3 separate regions of the Homo sapiens genome follow, and regions 2 and 3 are each linked to region 1. The links are chromatin contacts, found by Hi-C or POLR2A ChIA-PET in ENCODE. All regions are on one chromosome and are shown on one strand. The core of a region is the stretch at or near the end of the contact, and the rest is flanking DNA. Distances in the headings are between cores, read along the strand shown. Region 1 holds the start of ZFAS1 (ZNFX1 antisense RNA 1). Region 2 holds the start of STK4 (serine/threonine kinase 4). Region 3 holds the start of CD40 (CD40 molecule).

The links. A loop is a pair of places that touch in the nucleus more often than their neighbours do. ChIA-PET counts read pairs that join two places held with the same protein, here RNA polymerase II (POLR2A). Pooled maps may share reads with other maps.
Region 2: a loop to region 1 is called in a pooled map, with 17 times the contacts of the local background. The contact joins the promoter of STK4 here to the promoter of ZFAS1 in region 1. A Hi-C loop is called at or near these places in 3 of 37 single-sample maps with no recorded cell type and 10 of 50 pooled maps.
Region 3: a loop to region 1 is called in a map with no recorded cell type, with 12 times the contacts of the local background. The contact joins the promoter of CD40 here to the promoter of ZFAS1 in region 1. A Hi-C loop is called at or near these places in 3 of 37 single-sample maps with no recorded cell type and 2 of 50 pooled maps. POLR2A ChIA-PET finds 5 or more read pairs at or near these places in 1 of 52 experiments (naive thymus-derived CD4-positive, alpha-beta T cell).

The regions. Positions count from the first base shown.
Region 1 is chr20:49,275,920-49,279,926 of GRCh38, reverse strand. ZFAS1 (ZNFX1 antisense RNA 1) reads right to left here and starts at 1,749. Exons shown (of 4, transcript NR_036658.2): 1 at 1,211-1,749; 2 at 719-823. ZNFX1 (zinc finger NFX1-type containing 1) reads left to right here and starts at 1,870. Exons shown (of 14, transcript NM_021035.3): 1 at 1,870-1,906. It overlaps SNORD12C (small nucleolar RNA, C/D box 12C), which reads right to left and starts at 982; the gene lies at 904-982. RefSeq lists enhancers at 1,166-1,365, 1,241-1,535, 1,293-1,793, 1,794-2,294, 2,636-2,695 and silencers at 1,456-1,815, 1,866-2,095.
Region 2 is chr20:44,964,692-44,968,698 of GRCh38, reverse strand. It overlaps STK4 (serine/threonine kinase 4), which reads right to left and starts at 2,187. Exons shown (of 11, transcript NM_006282.5): 1 at 2,096-2,187. The coding sequence starts at 2,130. It overlaps STK4-DT (STK4 divergent transcript), which reads left to right and starts at 2,241. Exons shown (of 3, transcript NR_038341.1): 1 at 2,241-2,582; 2 at 3,014-3,137; 3 at 3,251-4,007. RefSeq lists silencers at 303-432, 2,113-2,362 and an enhancer at 893-972.
Region 3 is chr20:46,116,089-46,120,095 of GRCh38, reverse strand. It overlaps CD40 (CD40 molecule), which reads right to left and starts at 1,782. Exons shown (of 9, transcript NM_001250.6): 1 at 1,702-1,782. The coding sequence starts at 1,752. RefSeq lists enhancers at 560-909, 1,920-1,979, 1,745-2,561, a silencer at 1,784-2,003 and a cis regulatory region at 503-2,600.

The sequences.
Region 1 (4,007 bases), core at 500-2,999:
ATTAGTTATGTAGTCGGGCACTGGTTTGAGTGGCTAGTTCAACAGAAAAACACATTTGGCTTTCCAAAATATGTCAATAAATCATCCCTCCACTTGGAAATTTAAGCGCCCCAACACACAGGAAGAATGGAATCCAAAAATATGTTTAAGTGGCATTAAAATGTTAAACGCCTCTTCACTAACAAGGTTCTTTCACTTCAGGCATTTCTCTTAAACCTGTTTCTTCACCAGAAACCTAGTTCCAATATTTGAACTGTGAGAATAAAACATTCAGAACATGTTTTTCTTTTTTTTTTTTTTTTGAGACGGAGTCTGGCTCTGTTGCCCCGACTGTAGGGCAGTGGCGCAATCTCAACTCACTACAACCTCCGCCGCCCGGGTTCGGGCAATTCTCCTGCCTCAGCCTTGTGAGTTGCTGGGATTACAGGCGCGTACCACCACGCCCAGCTAATTTCTGTATTTTTAATAGAGTCAGGGTTTCACCATGTTGGCCAGGCTGGTCTCCAAATCTTGACCTCAGGTGACCCATCTGCCTTGGCCTCCCCAAGTGCTGGGGTTACAGGCGTCAGCCACAGCGCCCGGCCGTCAGAACACTTTTTTAAATACCTAATAAATGCTCGATAGAAAGTGCTTTGTTAAATCCCACGTTTTCCTAGAAAACTAAAGCTTCTCAAAGCACGTGTTTTCTACAGTAGACCCATAGGAGACAAAGACTTACTCGTCAGGAGATCGAAGGTTGTAGATGTCTGCACGTGGCTTCCTTGGAGGTCCAGTGGTGACTCCCTCTTCCAAAATCCATTCTGTACCCGCTGGCTGCTCTAACCTGTGAACCAACAAATAAAGGGCGTTAACCGCCATCTTCCCACGGTCAGAAACGAACAAGGCCGGGCCTTTTGAGGCCGATGTATCAGAACTAACTGGCAAAATATAAGACGTCAGCATTGTCGATCTGATGGGGAAAAAAGTGAAGTCATCATTTACACCAGCCAAGGGCTTCTCAGGCCCGTGCAGAAGGCAGTGGCTTTTCCAGCTCCAGAAACTCATTTCTCCCACGCCCTTAAGGCCTATTTGGGGTCAGAGACGGAGAAGCCACGAGAAGGAGATTAGGGCTGGCCGCAGAGACGACGGCACAAAGAAGGGAAGGGAGGACCAGAGGTCTCCAACGAAGAACATGGAGTTTCCACTCACCACACACAAAACGGGAACTTACGGGCAGGACAATAGCGTATGAAGCCTGACTGCAACTAGGAGAAGTACCACACTCCGGGCACCGCAGACGCGAAAGAACGAATGGCTTCCTGAACCTCCCTTATATAACCAAAGATGGCTTTCGCACCTGCGCACTGGACCCGAAACGCTCTCTTTCCCGCCCGCTCCGCGCGCGTCGCTCTGGGAAATGTAGTCTCGAGCAGCACAGCCCGAGGCGCTCTAGTAGTTGTCCAGGCCGCGTCTAGCCCCGCCCCCTTCCCTCTACACGCCGGGCCACCCGGGCTTGTCCGCTTCCTCGCCATGTCGCGCTTCACACGCACCAAACCGCTCGACGGGTTCCCCTTCCTCTGGGGCCGGCTGAGGCCCGCAAAGGCCTTGGGCGCAGTCATCTCCCGCCCCCCGCGGTCCGCTCCCCTCAGCCGCGCCCGCCTGAGCCCGCCGGCTCCGCCGCCGGGGGGAGCTGAGGTGACGCCCTCCTCGAGGGCGGAGGCGCCGGCCGTGCCTGGGCCAGGCCCTCGTGCTCTCCACCCTGGGCCCCCGCCTCCTCCTTCTCCTCCTCTGGGCCGCCCGCCCGGCTCCGCCCAGGGTCTGCGGGGAACGGAAACCGAAAGTGCGCGGCGCCGGGCGGGGCCACCGACCTGCCTGGGCCGAAGCCCCAGCACTCGCCGGCGGCAGTGAAAGGACGCGCCGGAGCCGGGTGAGTGGCCCCGCAACTGCCCCTGCCCCTGATTCTTCCTTGCCTCGCCGCGAACCCCGGCGCCCGCGCCGACCCGCCACTGCCTCTGCCCGTAAGACCTGTCACCCTCTCAAGCCCCCAACGCACCCGTCACCCGCTCAGAGCCCCTGGCCCCTCAGCGCCCCGTCGCCCCCTCAATCCCCAGACCCCCATCACCCACTCAGAGCCTTGTCACCTCTTTGGCCCCCAGCGGCATCAGCACCCACTCAGAGCGCCTCTCAGCGCCCCGTCTCCCCCTCAGACCCCAGACCTCCATCGCCTACTCAGCGCCCCGTCACCCACTCAGCCCCTGGCCCATCTCAGCGCCCCGTCGCCCCTTCGGCTCCCCTGTACTCTCTTTAGTGTCCCCATCCCCTCAGCTGGCCCGTCGCTCTCCCCAGCACCCCCGACACCGTCACCGCTTCTGCCCTCAGCACTTCGATCTCCTCTGCCCCTACCCCTGTCTGTGCCCTCCCTTCTGCCACTCGCACCCCCCTCATTCCTCCGGCCTCACCTCCTGTCACCTTATCAATCCCCCTCTTCTACAGAGCACCTCGGCACCCCCTTCAGCCTGCTCCCTGCCCCCACCCCGCCGCCTCCGTCCTCAGCAAGCACCCCCTGGTGCTCGCTACCACCCTCTCCCCAAGGCCCCCATAACCCCGCCACCTCACAGCCTTGGCGCTCCCTGACCCCATAACATTTCCATTAGGGACCGTGGGCTCCCTGGGTCAGGGATTCCCCAGGACCCTGGAGACTTCCCCCAAACCCAGCTCTGCCTCCGACCTCAGCCTCCTGCGTCCCACTCTGGTGATGACTAGCCCCTCTCATTCTGACTCCAGGCCAGCTTGATCATCACTGATTTTCTTCTTCGTGCCCTTTAGGCCTTGATTCCCCCCACCAAAAAAAAACACTTCAGTCTGTTTTCGATCCCAGCATTTCCTGTTCATGTCTACTCCTCCCTTCCTTCCCTTGCCTTTTTTTTAACATCTTTTTTTCTTTTCTTCCGTTTCTTTTAAATTTTCTGGAGTTTCTATTTTAGCATTTTTCAACAAGGGGAAGAAGGAATTTTCCCCTCGGAGAATTGAAAATAAACAAACAAACTCTAAATACTGAGCCTGCGCCAGGAGGGCTGGGTTTGATAAGATGAGGGAGGGGACTCACCAGAGATATTCCCAGGGGGAAGAAAAGAGACTCCTTTTTCAGATGAGGAAAAAAGCTGCCCCTCATATAATGCCAAATGTAGTCACAGTTTCCAATTATGAATATTTTAGAACTCAGTGAAGACAGTCTCAAAAATCCCTTTGCTGAGGACTCTGAGTCACCCACTCTTTCCTTAGCCCCAGCCCACACCATGTGTATGAGTTGGGTTGAGAAGCTCCCTTAAAGGGGCTTCCTCTTCCTCTTACAGGACCAGTGTCAAAAATCACCAAGGTAGAAGAATGAGGAGGAAGAAAGAATATCAGATTTCTAGCTGGTCCTGAGGAAACAGCACCTCGTAGTTGCCAAACCTCCTGGTTATTGAAACATGTAATTTCTTTCTCTTGATTCAGTAGAGCAGAGAGCTTAATCATTTGGCTCCATTCCAAAGAGTAGGCTAAGGGGATAACTGCTCACTAATTATTTATAAACTGTAGGGTACTGCAAGCTATTGGGTACTATATAAGTGGCAGATATGTAAATGCCAGATAAGGTGGTGAGCACATGGTTTTGGATTAACAAAAATGTACTCCTTTTTGTCCTGGCAACAATATTGTCTGCTTCTTAGGAAAGGAAAATGAAACCTAGCAACTGATTAAGTAACTTGGCTAAAGGCATAAACCAAACAGCAGTTTTGAATGGGAATTGATGACATTCCCTCTACCCCAAGAAAGTGCCAGGGTAAAAGAAAGGGGAATTCTATCTCTTGAAATCAGCTAAATTGTGAATTTAATATTTTATATCATAATTGGGCATTTGCAGAGTCGAGCACTTGTGCTCTAGATTAAAATCTGTATTTAACCCTTAGTTAACAAATCATTAAAATGTTAACAAAGGCAGAAGGACTGGCTTGATGGTGTTTGGGTTTTTGCTGCTAGATGCTATG
Region 2 (4,007 bases), core at 938-3,437, 4.3 Mb after region 1:
TTTAGTCCTTTGCTCAAGATTATGTAAGACAAGGCAAAGGGGGAAACAAAACTCAGATTCCTAATCCTCTTTTCAATTAAACCAAGGCCTCGGAGAAAGAAACCAAGAAGAACGAACGAACATAGTTCAGAAAGAAACATAACTAGTGTGCATTCATAATTGGATCACTATGGTACTATAGTAAATATCTGCTAACATACACAGAGACCTGTGAAACAGGGGTACTTTTAGAGAGGCATCAGAGTGAGGCAGTTAAGAGCATGGCCGGGCCCGGTGGCTCACGCCTGTAATCCCACCACTTTGAGAAGCCAAGGTGGGCGGATCACGAGGTCAGGAGATAGAGACCATCCTGGCTAACACGGTGAAACCCCGTCTCTACTAAAACTACAAAAAATTAGCCAGGCGTGGTGGCACGCACCTGTGGTCCCAGTTACACAGGAGGCTGAGGCAGGAGAATCGCTTGAACCCAGAAGGCGGAAGTAGCAGTGAGCCGAGATTGCGCCACTGCACTTCAGACTGGGCGACAGAGTGAGACTCCGTCTCAAAAAAAAAAAAAGAACATGGACTTTGGACCAGACCCCATAGACATTAAAATCCTAGCTCTGTCTCTTACTTGCTATGACTTCTCCCAGCAAATCACTACCCTCTGTATCTCAGTTTTATCATCTGTAAAACAGACATATAGGGATATCTACCACACAGGATTGTTGTGAGGTTCAAATGAGTTCAAATGAGGTTTTTATGGTTCAAAAATGGTCAAATATCAGCAATTTCATATGCTTCAGCAGGACACATGGAAAGCACTTAGAACAGTGCCTGGCACCCGGTAAGTGCAATATGAGTGTAATAATCATTACTATTACAGTCTCAGCACACTACGCTAGGGTGAATCCAAAGCCCATCCCAACCACCTATTTGCCTTCTGCAATGTTTGTGCACCTCAAACATCCCCAAGCTCAAACAACCCCTAAGAGTGCTGCCCAGGCAGTCAATCCCTTCTCTTCACCTCTTGGTTGCCCTGCACTTCCACACCCTGAACACTTCCTTCTTTAGAGCTCATTCTGCTGCAGGAAGTCAGACGTCTCTGTGAAATAGAAGTAACCACACTGAACCTCAGAGAAGCATGACTCCTTCGGTCTCTAGTCCCTACTTTTCTCCAGATGTGGTAGAGTGGCAAAAGACCCGGGATGTCCACAAGGGAAATCCAGGAGTTGAGATTTTCTAGGATCAGCCACCATCCTGATCTTGAACTAAAGCAATTCCAGGTACCACTAGGATTTGGTGCTGATATTCACAAAACAACTGAGGCCTGAAAAGGGCACAGACTGGCAGGGTTCAGTGACCCGGAGTAAAGAAGGAAACACTTCCCAACTACTCTGGACCTCAGTCTCCCCATCTCGAAAATATCCTCTTATTTCCTTACCTACCTCCCAATGTCAGGTTCTGAAGAGCTGAGGAGGATGTGAAGACCATTAGGAAGACACTGAACATCAGTAATAAAAGATGCCATCCTACAGTGGGGACACCACCAACAGCATCCTCTGAAATGCTACCCTCCACCATCCCCTCCCTTGCTAGACCCTCAACCTTTCCTCGCATGCTTTCAGCCTTAGGCGCAAAGCTTTTCCCCTCCACAGATCCCCCCACCGCACCCCTCAAGTGGGACTTCAGACCCTTAGAAAGTCCACCCGGCCTTCCTCTTGGCCAGTTCTCGATCCACCCCCTTAAAGAGATCCCTCACAGATTCTCACCCTGCTTCAGCATTCGCCCCCACCTCCGTGAGTCCCTGCTTGGATAGCGTTCCCCCGAGTGGCCCGGCCTCAGCAGGTACTCTCCCTAACTTGTCCCCACGTTCCTCAGCACAGTCTCACCACAGCGAGTGCTCCCTCTAACCGGTCCCAAGTCTAACCTCCTTAGCAGATGCTCCCCTCAGCCGGACCCTCACCCACCAGACGTCCCCCCCCTCACTCAGCAGGTGCCCCATCGGCTGGGTCGCTTAGCTCCGGGGACTCCCACACAGGTGTATCCCCTCAACCAGTTCCCGCCTTTTCTTCCCCTGACCCCATGCCCGTCCTCTTAGCCAGTGGCCCCTCACCGGCGCGGCGGGTTCCTCAGCTGTACCGTCTCCATGGCGCTGCCAGCAGCCGCCCAGACCCGCTCACTGCTCCATCCTCCCGCGGACCTCCTGAGCCCGCCCCGCAGACCCTCCCACACTTCCGCTTTCCGCCCCTACCGGAAGCGGCGCGCGGCGCGGGAGCGGGGCGGAGCCACGGCCCTGATCACGTGGTTCGGGCGTGAGTCTTGTGGCGCGGTGGGGCGCGGACCCGGAACCGCCAAGTGGTGAAGGCGCCTCCAGGCGGTGCCCGCTGGTCTCTAGAGTGTCAGTGGCGCTGTCTTCCTGCGTTACCGGAGCGCACAAAATACTCGGTCCCCAGGCCGAGAACGCACCTCTACCTGGGTCCTGGGTCCCATTTCACAGACTGAGATGCGTGAAGCGCCTCCTTTAGAAGAGCTGACAATTCTTAGCAAACCAAGTTTTGCGTGATTTTGGGGAGGCGGCGCTGCCCCAGGAACGCCTGGAGGTATTTGTGGTTTTCTGCCGCTTACCTGGTTGAACTCTGGTCCCAACGGGCCCCCTGCACATTTTCTCCTACAATGCATCAACGCGCAAATTGCCCCACTGTCTTTCTTAAAGGCCTCCCCTTTAAGTCAGTTTGCAGACATAAAAATAAGCAACATTAATTAAGCATTTGCCGTGTACTTGTCTTCATATATTATCTCATTTAATCCCCTGTGTCAAGCCGATAAGGTCATCCCCGTTTTTATTTATTTAATGATTTAACACAGTCCCTAAACGTTTTCAGTGCTTTACCTCATTTAATACTCCTAACAACCTAGACGGTATTATTATTATTCCTACTTCATAAGGCCAGAGAGGTGAAGTATCTAGCCCAAGGTCACATAGCTTAGAGTATAGGTTTGGGGATTTAAATCCAGTTTGGTCTGATTTCAGGGCCTGCACCACCAAACTGGACAGCCATGGGTGTGTAACCTCTTTTTGGGCCTGAGAAACAGACCTTTCTCTCCACTCAGAGCTCCGGCTTCAGCTATTGTGCTTCCGAATGCCACTACCATCAGTAAGTATTAGGAAAATGGCAGATTCTACCCAATTGACCCATGGGGAAAGTTATAGGAGAAAACTTAACCAGAGCAACCTCTCACTGTTTTTAATTGCCTTGCTTTTCCCAAGGATATGCCATCTACAGAACTTAACACCTGAGCACCCACCCTTCAGGGCCACCCATGGGCCCAAAACGGGATAAAGGAGCCATTCCCTGACATAGGAGGAAAACATTTGCTGAGAAGCTACTGTGTGCCAGACACAATCTTGGACTTTCACTTAATCCTCAAAACAGCCCTAGGAAGAAGTACCTACCGTTAACAGATAAGAAAGCTGAGACCCACGGTTTACACAGCTAAGGAGAGCAAAGGTTTTAACCCAGGACTGTCCTGACTCCACAACATCAAAGTTGTTGTTTTGTTTTTGGTGTTTTGTAGAAACAGGATCTCCCTATTATTACCCAGGCTGGTCTCAAACTCCTGGGCTGCAGCAGTCCTCCCACCTCGGCCTCCCAGAGTGCTGGGATTACAGGCAAGAGCCACCACACCTGGCTGATGAATAGGAATTGGGTAAACATTTTTGAAAATTAAATACCAAATTACCATTACACAATGCCAAACAGACCTCCTTTGTCCCCTTCCCAGGATTTTTCCAGAAGATGGACTCACATTATGATGGCCCCCTTTTTCCGCAGAGTGTTCCCAATGAAAATTTCTGAAATGATGGGAATGTTCTAAATATGTGCTGTCCGAAATAGTAACCATTAGCCACATATGGCTATTGAGCACTTTAAATGTGGCTAGCATAACTGAAAGGCCACATTTTTATTTAAATTTAAATTTAAATAGCAAACCGTGGCTAATCATAATAATAGCTTAAGAGAGAA
Region 3 (4,007 bases), core at 533-3,032, 3.2 Mb after region 1:
ATTACTTACAGAAATGTGTCTTACCCAAAATGGGAAAGGAAGTAGAAAAGGCTACTGCCCCCCACCAGCTCATTGCAAGACACCATCCTGTGAACGTGGAGCTCCCACACTCCCAAAGATAGGAAAGTCCTTGATACCATCTTCAAACACATGAGAAATAAAACGCTCCCCTAAAAGTCTGTCAATCTCCAGTTCTCACTCCCCATAGTTCTGGTCCTTCTGCCACAAAACAGCTCAGGACCAGAGCTTGGAGACTCTCACTATCTGAGAGGCAGGCTCGGGAATCATGCAGATGTAGATTCACAACCAGGTTCTTCCATTAGCTAGCTATGAGACCTTTGGCAAGACAATCCCCCTTTCTGAGCCTCAATTTGCCCATCTGTATAATGGGGGAGTTGTGAGAAATCAGACAAAGAAAACAGGCAGTGTTTGGCTCAGAGCCTGACACACAAGAAGCCCTCAATAGATAGCTTCTGACATTGTTGTCACAGCCCAGCCTCTACCTGGAGCCAAAGTTGGGAGTTATGAGGGCAAACTCTGCTCTTGAGAAGCCTGGATCACACCCTTCACCCCACCTCCTCTGGCTCTTTCTCCACTCCTACCACAAGGGCCCCCCTTTACCTCTTTCCAGCTCCGCCCTCCCCCTGCCTCCCTGTTCCCTAAGAGCCATTGCTTCAGGTGAAAGTGAAAGCTGTGGGACCAAAGCAGCCTCCCCACTCCCTCTCTTCCCTTGCTGCTTCCCTTGCTTTCCTTGATACCATGGGTCATTCCTGCCCAGGCTTCAGGCAGGAATCTACAGCCCTCTAAAGTAGGGGGAGGCCAGAGGGGCTGGGATGAAGGAGCCAGGTACTTGGGGGATTCCCAGCCTCCAGAATGAGGAACTACAAAAATACATTTAAACAAAAAGTGAGTCAAGTGTAGGCTTCTGAAAATCCCGGAGATATGCTTGGTTGGCTCTGAGCCCCTCTGGTGCCTGGAGAAACCCCTGGTTTCTCCAGCCCTCTGATCACCAGCCCTGTCAGAGCCAACCAGAACTCTGGTCTCCTAACCCTTTATTGTGTCCCATAAACTGTTCATCTCCCCAGGGGTCTCCTATGTCATCTTAAATTCAGGAGAAAAAGGCAAAGCCCTGGGGATTCCTCCTAGGTTGGAACACCCAAGATACGGTTCGGGGTGGAAGGCGATGTTAAAAGCTCCTTGCCTTCTCACAAAAGTACCTGGGCCTCTGCACCCATCTCTTGTTCCCACAAGATGCCCTGGAAGAAGGCAGCCCCAGCTGGCAAGGAGATGATAACTACTTACAGAGGCTGGCATCTGTCCACAATAAGAAGGGGACAGGAAACGGGCCAGACCCGCCCCTTCCCTTGGTCCGCCTCACTTCCCGCCCTCTGAACCCCCTACCAGTCTCTGTGTGGCCAGCCTCTGAGGCTCCCTAAACCCGTCCAGGCCGTCTAGGCACGCTTGGGCAGCCAGTGCCTTCCCTGAGCGGCCCCTGTAGGCCGCTCCCGGGACCCCAGCCCGGGAGAAGAGAGAGGCAGCCCACCCCATTCAGCCAGGAGCGGGGGCACCTTGCCCAGCTCCCACCCACCCTCCTGCCCCCACAAAAATCAGCCAGGAAGGCCTCTTCCCCGAAGTCTTCCTTCCCTTTCCTTCTCATTCCCCACTCCCAACTCCCGTCTGGTCGGGGCAAAAACAACTCACAGCGGTCAGCAAGCAGCCCCAGAGGACGCACTGCAGAGGCAGACGAACCATAGCGAGGTGAGACCAGGCGGCAGGACCACTGGGCGCCCGAGCGAGGCCTCTGCTGACTCCCCTGCCCCAGCCTTGGCCCCGCCCAGGAAAGGGGCGGGGTCTTCAAAGACCAATCGCGGTCCACCTATCGGGGGGGCGGAGCCCCCAGCAATTCACCGCGCAGGAGTTTCCCCAGAACATTCCCACAAGTCTAATTCCCCCGGGAGTTTAGGGACGCATCTTGCTGTGTACGGGAGGAGGCATGGTCCCAGAGACAGCTCTTCTTCTTTGCCCCCAGGTCCCACAAAGGCCAAGCCGAGGCGGGCTAGGAGCTAGCCTGCTTCCTGCGACCGGAGAGAGATCCCATGGGTGCTGGGGCCTGCCACAGGGACCCTCACGGTTTTCCCCTCCCTGCCCCGCTCTCCGCTGCCTCTAGGTATCCTGGCAGAACCGAAAGAGGCTCCACTGCGGAGAGGCCTGAGGAAGTTCCCCCCACACCACCACGCAGAAAACGGGAAGGCCACAGCTGGGGTATGGGGAGGCGTTTCAAGGAAGAGTTTCCCAACTCAGAATTTCGCTCTCTTTCAAAGGAAATTCCCTCGTGTGGGCGCGTCGTCTCAACTTCCCATCCATTCATCCATGCATCCATGCGTCCTCACCTCATTCCATTCCATCCCACCTCCCACCCAGCACCTGGAGACAGGCATTTATTAAGAGTGGGGCCGGGCGCGGTGGCTCACGCCTGTAATCCAGCACTTTAGGAGGCCGAGGCGGGCAGATCACTTGAGGTCAGGAGTTCGAGACCAACCTGGCCAACATAGTGAAACTCCGTCTCTACTAAAAATACAAAAATTAACCGGATGTAGTGGCGTTCGCCTGTAATCCCAGCTACTCGGGAGGCTGAGGCAGGAGAATCGCTTGAACCGCAGAGGCAGAGATTGCAATGAGCCGAGATCGTGCCACTGCACTCCAGCCTCGAAGGCAGAGCAAGACTCAGTCTCAAAAAAAAAAAAAATAAATAATAAATAAAAATAAAAATAAAGGTGGGGGCCAGGCGCGGTGGCTTACGCCTGTAATCTAACACTTTGGAAGGCCAAAAAGGGAGATTGCTTGAGGCCAGGAGTTCAAGACCAGCCTGGCAACATGGCAAGACCCCCATCTCTACAAAATAAAGAAATTTTTAAGTTAGCCAGGCATGGTGGCAAACACCTGTAGTCCCAGCTACTCAGGAGGCTGAGGCAGGAGGATCGCTTGAGCTCAAGAAGTCAAGGTTGCAGTGAGCCATGATTGCAATGATTACATCACTGCACTTCAGCCTGGGCGACAGTGCAAAACTCCATCTCAAAAAAAAAAAAAGAGTGGGCCAGCCTTTTGTGGCATCATAAAACACTTTAAGTATGTTAGGAAACTCGGGACCCTCTCATTTTGCAGAAACACACACACTTGTGCCTACATTTCCTGGGTTCATGAACTCTGAAGACGTGCTTTTGTTTTTTTGTTTTTTGTTTCGTTTTGTTTTTTGGGTGTTTGTTTGGTTTTTGGTTTTTGGGTTTTTTTTGACAGAGTCTCATTCTGTTGCCCAGGCTGGAGTGCAGTGGCATGATCTCGGCTCACTGCAACCTCTGCCTCCTGGGTTCAAGCAATTCTCCTGCCTCAGCCTCCCGAGTAGCTGGGATTACAGGCTGGCGCCACCACGCCCAGCTAATTTTTGTATTTTTAGTAGAGACGGGGTTTCTCCACGTTGGCCAGGCTGGTCTCAAACTCCTGACCTCAGGTGATCCGCCTGCCTTGGCCTCCCAAAGTGCTGAGATTACAGGCATGAGCCACCGCACCTGGCCCTCAAGATGTTCTTGAACCAGTGTTAACACTCTGCTTTGCAGCATGGAACACCTGGGTTCTGGTGCAGCCTCTGCCTCTGAAGGACTGTGTTCCCTTAGGCCTAAATTTTTCTCCAAGGAAAACTTAGGAGCTTGAACTAGACAACGGTTGAGGTGATGACCCTCCAAGCTCTCAATTTCTGGAAGAGGACAAGAGGCCAGACCTCACAGATCAGGGAGGATGGAAGAGGAGGACACTTCTAACCCCATTCTCATGGCTTCTGCTGTTAAGGGCACATTTGCAAGTCTTGTGGATTCTGCCTCTAGGATCCATCCCTTATTTTCTGTCACCTCTGCCACTGCCCTAATTCAGAGGGTGCCATCTTTCATCTGGACTGTCCCAACAGCCTCTCTCATTCCACAGGATTTATTGAGCACCTACTATGTGCCAGGCAACTC